2 separate regions of the Homo sapiens genome follow, and region 1 is linked to region 2. A link is a contact called in ENCODE Hi-C or POLR2A ChIA-PET data. All regions are on one chromosome and are shown on one strand. The core of a region is the stretch at or near the end of the contact, and the rest is flanking DNA. Distances in the headings are between cores, read along the strand shown.

Region 1 (4,550 bases), core at 135-2,634, 49 kb after region 2:
CGGCCAATATGGTGAAACCCCATCTCTACTAAAAATACAAAAATTAGCCAGGCGTGGTGTTGGGCACCTGTCATCCCAGCTACTCAGGAGGCTGAAGCAGGAGAATCACTTGAACCCGGGAGGCACAGGTTGCAGTGAGGCGAGATTGCGCCACTGCACTCCAGCCTGGGTAACAGAGCAAGACTCCATCTAAAATAAATAAATAAATAAAAAGTGTTTTAAAGGAAAGAAAATACCTGTAACCATGATCGGAGTTATGATGATAAGGCCTAGGATGCTACGGGATCAGACGGGGCAGGAGGTCAGGAGAGGGGAGCAGTTGGTCTTATCTCCTATTTCTCTGTCCCCCATTCCCCCTTACTGTATCTCAGAAAGAAATCATCAACTCTGTCCCTGTCTCAGTTTCCCCATCAATGAGAGAATACAACTCAAGTTTGATATTTCTCTATGGCCCTAGCTGCTGCTACTTTACTTCTCCTTCTCATGGTCCTTATGTCCCAGAAGAGGAAACTCAAGATACCCTGAAGTTCAACAGCTTAAGGTCATTGACATCCTGTAAAGTTGGTGCCCATCTGATAGTCATAGGATTAGATGAACCAAGCACTCAGAATCATGCCCTGCAAGTGGTTAAGTACTCAAAAACTATTACTTCAACAAACACCTGTTGGATGCTATGGTTTGACTCTGTGTCCTCTCCCAAATCTCACCTTGAATTGTACTCCCATAATTCCCGTGTGTTGTGGGAGGGACCCAGTGGGAGATAATTGAATCACGGGGGCGGGTTCCCCCATACTGTTCTCATGGTGGTAAGCCTCACGAGATCTGATGGTTTTATCAGGGGGTTCCGCTTTTGCATCTTCCTCATTCTCGCTGCCTGCTGCCGTCCATGTAAGACCGGACTTGCTCCTCCTTGACTTCCGCCATGATTATGGGGCTTCCCCAGCCAAGTGGAACTATAAGTCCAGTTAAACCTTTCTGTTGTAAATTGCCCAGTCTCGGGTATGTCTTTATCAGCAGCGTGAAAACGGACTAATACAGATGCCCATGGCCTGCTCTGGTAGGTAGCCTATGCTCTGGAATGTTCCCACGAGGACCAATGTCCAAGCGAGCTGGCCTGCTCTTAAGTGTGTCCCTCAGCCCTGGCTGTGTGGCCTGCGTCCCCCAGGGCAGGCAGTCAGTCTCTCCCCTATCCTAGAGCTGCCTCTGATAGGGCTGCAAGAGTTCCTGAGAAGAAAATGAGGCTGAGCAGTGCCTGGGAAAGTCAATGGAGATTTGTTTTTTTCTCACCAACAGGAAAACAATTGCTTATCGAACTCTACACCAGGCCAAGGGCACTGAGCCATCCGCCCCCAGCAAGGCTGCTTTTAATCGGCCTCCTTGGCAAGCTGGCATCTGGCCCGGGCCTCCCTCACAGCTCTGACGGAGTCTCGGCCTCTGCGGTCTGTTGGAGGATGGAGAGGAGAGACAGCTCAGACCCCGGGCAGGGACGTCGGCGCTGGCAGGGCAAGCGTGAAACCCCAGAGCTCAGCAGAGAGGAGCCCCAGGGACGCAGGCCCTGACAGGAAGAGATGCATCCAGGGGCTTCTGGCCTCACAGACACCTAGAGTCTAGGCCAGTGTCCTGAACGGTTTGGGGGTCACAGACCCTACAAAGATCTGATGAAAGCTACCAACACTCTGTGCAGAAGAAATCATGCAAAAAGACAATAGTTTAGCCTGGAAACAGCAACGGCTAACATTCAACTGAGCTCTCATCAGGCACCCAGCACGGAGATAACCGCCTGGCCATGTAACCCTCACAGGACCAGGCCCTCTGCCAGGGAAGGACAGTGAAGCATTCGATTCCAGAGGGCGGAGCGTGAGAGGAGGACTTTTTTGCAAAGTTGCTTGGATTTGACAAAATGTCAGCCCTGGCCCTGCATCCTTCCCCATGAAATCCAGGCAGAGGCCATCCCCCAAGGCCTTGCCTCTACCCTGTTCCCTCTCACAGGGCAGCTCATCACGAGCCACCAGAGCCTTCCTGGAGCAGATGGACCCGGGACCCGGGCCAGGATGAGGGAAACGCTCCTTCCTCTGCCAGGAAGCTGAGTGGCGCAGGCCTCCAGGAAACACCTTCTCATTTCCTAGGGGCTGTTTCCAACCTGCATCCGCTACCTCCCGCGCAGCAAGCTGCCAGTGGGTGCCAAAGAGGTGCTCCCGAGCCCGGACACACCTGTGCAGGCTCCCCCGAGGTTGCCTCATCCTGGGCACAACAAAAAGGCCCAAAACAGCTCCGAGGATCCTGCCAAGGCCACGGACGATGTCCTGCCCGGGACATCAATGTCCTCCTTGGGAAAATGGGCTCAGCCAGCCAAAGTCAGGGACCCCAAACGGAGGGACCGGCTAAAGCCATGGCAGAAGAACATGGATTGTGAAGATTTTATGGACATTTATTAGTTCCCCAAATTAATACTTTTGTAATTTCTTATGCCTGTCTTTACTGCAATCTCTAAACATAAATTGTAAAGATTTCATGGACACTTATCACTTCCCCAGTCAATACCCTCGTGATTTCTTATGCCTGTCTTATTTAATCTCTTAATCCTGTCAGTTGAGGAGGATGTATATCGTCTCAGGACCCTGTGATAATTGCATTAACTGCACAAATTGTACAGCATGTGTGTTTGTGCAATATGAAATCTGAGCACCTTGAAAAAAGAACAGGATAACAGCAATCGTTCAGGGAATAAGAGAGATAACCTTAAACTCTGATCGCCGGTGAGCCGGGCAGAACAGAGCCATATTTCTCTTCTTTCAAAAGCAAATGGGAGAAATATCGCTGAATTCTTTTTCTCAGCATGGAACGTCCCTGAGAAAGAGAATGCGTACCTAGGGGTAGGTCTCTGAACTGGCACCCCCCGGGGCGTACCTGTCTCTTATGGTCGAGATTGCAGAGGTGAGATAGACTCCAGTCTCCCATAGCGCTCCCATCTCCCATAGCGCTCCCAGGCTTATTAGGAAGGGGAAATTCCCACCTGATAAATTTTGGTCAGACCGGTTGATCTCAAAACCCTGTCTCCTGATAAGATGTTATCAATGACAATGTTGCCCGAAACTTCATTAGCAATTTTAATTTCACCTGGGTCCTGTGGTCCTGTGATCTCACCCTGCCTCCACTTGCCTTGTGATATTCTATTACCCTGTTAAGTACTTGATGTCTGTCACCCACACCTATTCGCACACTCCCTCCCCTTTTGAAAATCCCTAATAAAAACTTGCTGGTTTTTGTGGCTTGTGGGGCATCACGGAACCTACCGACATGTGATGTCTCCCCCGGACGCCCAGCTTTAAAATTTCTCTCTTTTGTACTCTGTCCCTTTATTTCTCAAGCCAGCCGACGCTTAGGAAAATAGAAAAGAACCTATGTGATTATCGGGGCAGGTCCCCCGCTAGACGCGGGCCTCCAGGAAACACATTCTCATTTCCTAGGGGCTGTTTCCAACCTGCATCCGCTACCTCCCGCGCAGCAAGCTGCCAGTGGGTGCCAAAGAGGTGCTCCCAAGCCCGGACACACCTGTGCAGGCTCCCCTGAGGTTGCCTCATCCCGGGCACAACAAAAAGGCCCAAAACAGCTCCGAGGATCCTGCCAAGGCTACGGATGATGTCCTGCCCGGGACATCAATGTCCTCCTTGGGAAAATGGGCTCAGCCACACCCTGTCTCACATGGGGAAACTGAGGCCCACAGAGGTCCTCAAGGAAATGCGTTCATTCATTCATTCATTCATTTGTTCTTACATGTAGTAATTATAAAGCAATGATCACGTGCTGGATAAACAAAACAGATGTGGTTTTTGCCCTCGAGGGGACTGACAGTCCAATGAGGGGGACCAACATTTAAAAGTAGGTGCACAAGGCCGGGTGCGGTGGCTCATGCCTGGAATCCCAGCACTTTGGGAGGCCGAGACGGGTGGATCACCTGAGGTCAGGAGTTCAAGACTAGCCTGGCCAAATGGTGAAACCCCGTCTCTACTAAAAATACAAAAATAGCCAGGTGTGGTGGCGGGCGCCTGTAATCTCAGCTACTTGGGAGGCTGAGGCAGGAGAATCGCTTGAGCCTGGGAGGCAGAGGTTGTGGTGAGCCAAGATTGGGCCATTGCACTCTAGCCTGGGTGACAAAGCGAGAGTCCATCTTGAAAAAGAAAAAGTAGGTCCCAAGTGAATCTATAAGCACAGACTGGGGCAGAAGACCAGGATATGATCAAAGAGAATACCAGAGGGGACCACTTTAGATTTGAAGGGAGGCGGTGGGTGAAAGAAGGCCCCTCTTGGTGAACGTCTATTAGGCTGAGACCTACAGGGTGAGTAGATACTAAAGGAGCAGGAACTTGTTCCCAGCAGAGGAAACAGCTTCTGAGAAGGCCCTCTGTGGAAAAGAGGCGGGAGAGTGGAGGCAACAGAAACAAGTTTCCTGGGTCTGGAGCCCGGGAGCAGGAACAAAGTGGGGAAGGAGGGGCTGGAAGGGCTACAGCTTTGTGGGAAGTGGATGATGATGACGAGAGGGCAGCCCAGGG
Region 2 (4,746 bases), core at 353-2,852:
GCAGGACACAGTTTCCAGGACATGGCCGTGGAGGTGGGTGCGGGCCCTGGCTCTCCTGACCCAGCCCTGGAGGCGTCTCGTGCCAGGTGCTGAGGAAAGCCTTGCCGTGTCTCTGCTGCTCATCCCCAGGGAGGCATCATGGGCATCCAGGTCAACTGGGACTGCAACCTGGACAGAGCCGCCTCCCTCTGCTTGCCCAGGTACTCCTTCCGCCGCCTCGATACACGGGACGTTGAGCACAACGTATCTCCTGGCTACAATTTCAGGTGGGCGTGAGCTTGGGCCCCTCGCTCATGTTGTAGGGGGTGCTGGTGGCTGCGTACGTGCCAGTGGGCCGCCCACTGAAGACCAGCACTCAGGCAGCACCCCAAGGGCAGGCTGCCGGTCCCCCGTCCAAGGCGGCGGGAAGGCCATGCTGGGAAAATGCCCTTAGTGGTGTCCTGCTCCGGGGCCATCCCGGCCCCCGAGACCCCTCCTTGCCCTTTCCTGCCGCAAGAAACATGTTGAGATGGTTCTTAGAGCAGCCAGGAGAAGCTGGGGGCTTAAGCTTTCCAGCACCTGCCTCAGCCATGACCTCCATTCACTGCCTCAAGGAGCGGATGATCTTGTGATCCTCCAGTCCAAAGGCCTCTGGGGCCTGGCCCAGGAATTGGTTTCTCAAAGGTTGAACCTGTGCCAGAATCTCCAGAGTGCAGGGGACACAGGTCTGAGGCCCCTGAAAGGCCTTGCTGGGTTCCCTGCTGCAAATGCTGGCATCTCGGTGTCCTGGGGCAGATGTAAGCGAGTCCCACAAACAGTGGCTTGCAACTACAGGACTTGATTCTCTCACAGTTCTCACAGTTCTAGAGGCCACAACCTAAAATCCAGGCATCAGCAGGGCTGTGCTCGCTCTGAAGGCTCTGGAGAGAGTCCTTACTTGTCTCTCCTGGCTTCTGGTAGCCCACGGTGTTCCTTGGCTTGTGGATGCATCACTCCAGTCTCTGCCTCTCCTGTCATGAGGCCTTCTGCCTTGTATGTGTCTCTGTGTCTTTTCTTCTTGTAAGGATATCAGTCACTGAATTTAGGGCCCACCCTACTCTAGTATGACCTCATCTTAACAAATTACGTCTGCCAATATCCCATTTCCAAATAAGGTCACACTCCCAAGCTTCAGGTAGATGTGAATTTTTGGGGACACACTGTTCAACCCACTACAGCTGATGATCTCATGATCAGAATCTATAGCCAGGTAAATTTCCACGTACCCTTTGTTGCATTTTTCACAGTCCTTAAAAAGGAAGCGCTCCAGGCCGGGCGCAGTGACTCACACCTGTAATCCTAGCACTTTGGGAGGCCAAGGCGGGCAGATCACCTGAGGCCAGCATGGCGAAACCCCATCTCTACTAAAAAAAATACAAAAATTAGCTGGGCATGGTGGCGCATGCCTGTAATCCCAGCAACTTGGGAGGCTGAGGCAGGAGAATCGCTTGAGCCAGGGAGGCAGAGGTTGCAGTGAGCCGAGATCGCACTGCTGCACTCCAGCCTGGGCGACAAAGCAAGTCTCCGTCTCAGGGGGAAAAAAAAGAGGCCCTGCAAGGACCATCCCTGGGCGCGGTCAGCGGTGCTTTGGGCTGCACTTGCCTCCCCCTAGTGGTGACGTGTGGAATCCGATCCATACGGGATCCTAAGACCTCTGTAATTGTGGGATCTGCTGTCCTTTTGAACCTTCTGGCTCACTGAGTAAAGCAGATATTTGAATTTTTCTTTTCTAGCAGTTAGATTTGTGTTATTCCATCTCTACTGTCACACACTTCTTGTGGAAACCTCAAGCTTAGGTCAGAGCCCTAAAACGGAAAGAACTCAGGACGCCTATCCCCCAACCTCGGGCAGCACCAGGCCCTGCCTGTGTCTCCCAGGCCTGGCCCATGGCGTGGAAGTTGTGGGCCAGATAGAGCATGGAGCTAGGGTGCGGGCCGAGGCTCCTGATGGATCCCTGGAGAACATGGGGCAGCAGATGGTATGTCTTGACGGTTCTTCACCAACCATCCATCCCCTGCTCATGCGTGTGCGCTCTCTCGCGTGCTCGCTCTCTCTCTCTCTCATATATGTATATGTATATATGTGTATATATATATATAGCCATTATATATATAGCCATTATATATATATATTTTTTTTTTTTTCTTCTTTTTTAAGGGAGTGACTTGCTCTGTCACCCAGGTTGGAGTGCAGTGGTGCGATTTCAGCTCACTGCAGCCTTTGCCTCCCGGGTTCAAGACATTCTCCTGCCTCAGCCGCCTGAGTAGCTGGGATTACAGGCGCCCGCCACCACACCCAGCTAATTTTTTGTATTTTTATTAGAGACGGGGTTTCTCCACATTGGCCAGGGTGGTCTCGAGCTCCTCACCTCAAGTGATCCACCTGCCTCGGCCTCCCAAAGTGCCGGAATTACAGGTGTGAGCCACCGCACCCAGCCATATATTTTTAAATGGTCTTACTGAGATGCAATTCACATGCCATACCGTTCACACATTTGAAGTGCAGAATTCATAGTTTTCACTATATTCACAGATAAGTGCAGGCTTCACCACAGTCGATTTTAGAACATTTCCGTCATCTCAAAAAGAAACCCTGCACCCTTCTGTCATCCCCCGGCCCCTGGCAACAGTGGTCTACTTTCTGTCTCTGCAGATGTGCCTCTTCTGAGCATTTCATATAATCAATATGTGGCCTTTTGCGTCTGGCTCCTTCCCCTTAGCCTGATGTTTTCAAGCTTCATCCATGTCGTAGCCTGTGTCAGTACCTCGTCTCTTTTTATGGCCAAATCATATTCTGCTGTGTTGACAGACGACGTTTTGTTCATCTCTTTATCTGTGTGACGAACGAGTGGTTCTTTTTGTTGTTGTTGTTGTTGTTGAAGACTGTGTGCACAGAATCAATGTTTCTTTGAAAAAATAAATAAATTTAAAAAGCCCTAGGTCAAGAGATTGAGACCATCATGGCCAACTTGGTGAAACCCCGTCTCTACTAAAAAATCCAAAAATTAGCTGGGCATGGTGGTGTGCGCCTGTAGTCCCAGCTACTCGGGAGGCTGAGGCAGAAGAATTGCTTGAACTGGGGAGGTGGAGGTTGCAGTGAGCCAAGATTGGTGCCCCTACACTCCAGCCTGGCAACAGAGGGAGACTCCATCTCAAAAAAAAAAAAAAAAAAAGTCCCTGCACTGATGCTGTGTTGGGGCTGGCTTAGTCCCCTCCTGCAATGCTGGCTGGTCACATTCTTACTGTTAGATGTTGGAGGTCAGGGTCCCTTGAGGGAGGCAGGCAGGATGTACCAGGTGGGATGTTGAGAGCAAACTGTTCAGGTTCAGGAGAGGACACTGGTGCTGGAGGAGGAGGTCTCCCTGTGCCCCTGTACCTCGTGGGCCCCGCATCCTCCTGCTTGCACAGCCCGCCTCAGCCAGGAGAGGCCCCGAGCCGCTCCAGCGTCCATTCAGCCGGCAGAGTGGACCATTCACCTGTGCCAGCTCCACTCTAACGTTCTCTCACAGGGCCCAAGGTCCTGCCCCAGCCATCTCCCCCTGATCCATCCTCCTTCCCCTCAGGTTTGCCAAGTACTACAGAGACCTGGCTGGCAACGAGCAGCGCACGCTCATCAAGGCCTATGGCATCCGCTTCGACATCATTGTGTTTGGGAAGGTAGCTCGCCGCCACTGGCTCCCCTCCGTCACTCCCTGCAGGGACAAGGGGCCTCTCCCTGCCCCTGCAGAAACACTTTTTTTCTTTTTCGGTGTCTTGGCAGGCAGGGAAATTTGACATCATCCCCACTATGATCAACATCGGCTCTGGCCTGGCACTGCTAGGCATGGTGAGTGGTTTAGGCCCTGCCTTCACCCTCACGGTGAGGTGAGACCCTGGGCTGGGGTCCTGGTCCTGGCCCTAGGCCCTAGACCTCAGATGTGTTTCTAAACTTGACCCTCCTACCTTCTTTCCCTTGGCCCCCAGCCCTCCTCCCACCTTCCCTTCTCCAAGACCACCCCCCTCAGGTCCCAGCCTTCTCCCAAGAGATGGGAGTGCCTTTCCATTCCGGTAAAGATTCCAGGCTTCTCAGGAAGGGGCACGCAAAGAATAAGATGGGTTGATGGGTTGCAAGCATCCTGGCTCACTCTCACCCTATGCTAAACTCAGGCGACCGTGCTGTGTGACATCATAGTCCTCTACTGCATGAAGAAAAGACTCTACTATCGGGAGAAGAAATATAAATATGTGGAAGATTACGAGCAGGTAGGCCCCTCCTGGCCCCCAGCAGGCACAGGCCTCTCATCTCTTGGGTGTGGGAGCCCTGGGCGTGGGCCTGTCTGGGGAGGCCCTTCTGCAGAGGCTGGCACCAGTGTGGCGTGGTGTCCCCGTTAACCCGGGCAGTCCTGCCACTCTCAGCAGCTGCTCCATCCCTAGGCCCCTGTACTAGATTGACTCTTTAAACCCAGCCTCGTTTCAATGAGCGACATCTCAGGTTGGTGATGATAATGCATGCTCTGAGAATGCCTGTGGGCACACACTACTTCAGTGCACCTTGCGGAACAGGAAGGGTTGGGTTCCAGGCCTGGGACCAACTTGAGAACCCCTGGCGGTGAAGTCCCAGGAGCGCACCTCCCTCCCGCCTGCCACAAGGGGTCCCAGGGGCACCTTGATCTGCTTGTGTCCTTCTTTGCAGGGTCTTGCTAGTGAGCTGGACCAGTGAGGCCTACCCCACACCTGGGCTCTCCACAGC

Evidence for each region. A loop is a pair of places that touch in the nucleus more often than their neighbours do. ChIA-PET counts read pairs that join two places held with the same protein, here RNA polymerase II (POLR2A). Pooled maps may share reads with other maps.
Region 1: a loop to region 2 is called in a map of endothelial cell of umbilical vein, with 4 times the contacts of the local background. The contact joins two enhancer-like sites. A Hi-C loop is called at or near these places in 2 of 168 maps with a recorded cell type or tissue (endothelial cell of umbilical vein and ovary) and 3 of 50 pooled maps. POLR2A ChIA-PET finds 5 or more read pairs at or near these places in 7 of 52 experiments (B cell, GM10248, K562 and 4 more).

What each region holds. Positions count from the first base shown.
Region 1 is chr12:121,277,775-121,282,324 of GRCh38, forward strand. All of the region lies in intron 1 of CAMKK2 (calcium/calmodulin dependent protein kinase kinase 2), which reads right to left. Among named protein-coding and RNA genes, the nearest start is that of CAMKK2, 17 kb to the right of the region's middle. Within about 2 kb of position 1,385, at least 18 of the 41 ENCODE cell types and tissues checked have a DNase peak (open chromatin) inside an H3K27ac peak, as active enhancers do.
Region 2 is chr12:121,228,834-121,233,579 of GRCh38, forward strand. P2RX4 (purinergic receptor P2X 4) reads left to right here. Exons shown (of 12, transcript NM_002560.3): 7 at 1-33; 8 at 130-266; 9 at 3,581-3,674; 10 at 3,778-3,843; 11 at 4,164-4,259; 12 at 4,690-4,746. The coding sequence ends at 4,716. Among named protein-coding and RNA genes, the nearest start is that of P2RX4, 21 kb to the left of the region's middle. RefSeq lists a silencer at 1,433-1,727 and an enhancer at 1,674-1,723. Within about 2 kb of position 1,603, at least 4 of the 41 ENCODE cell types and tissues checked have a DNase peak (open chromatin) inside an H3K27ac peak, as active enhancers do.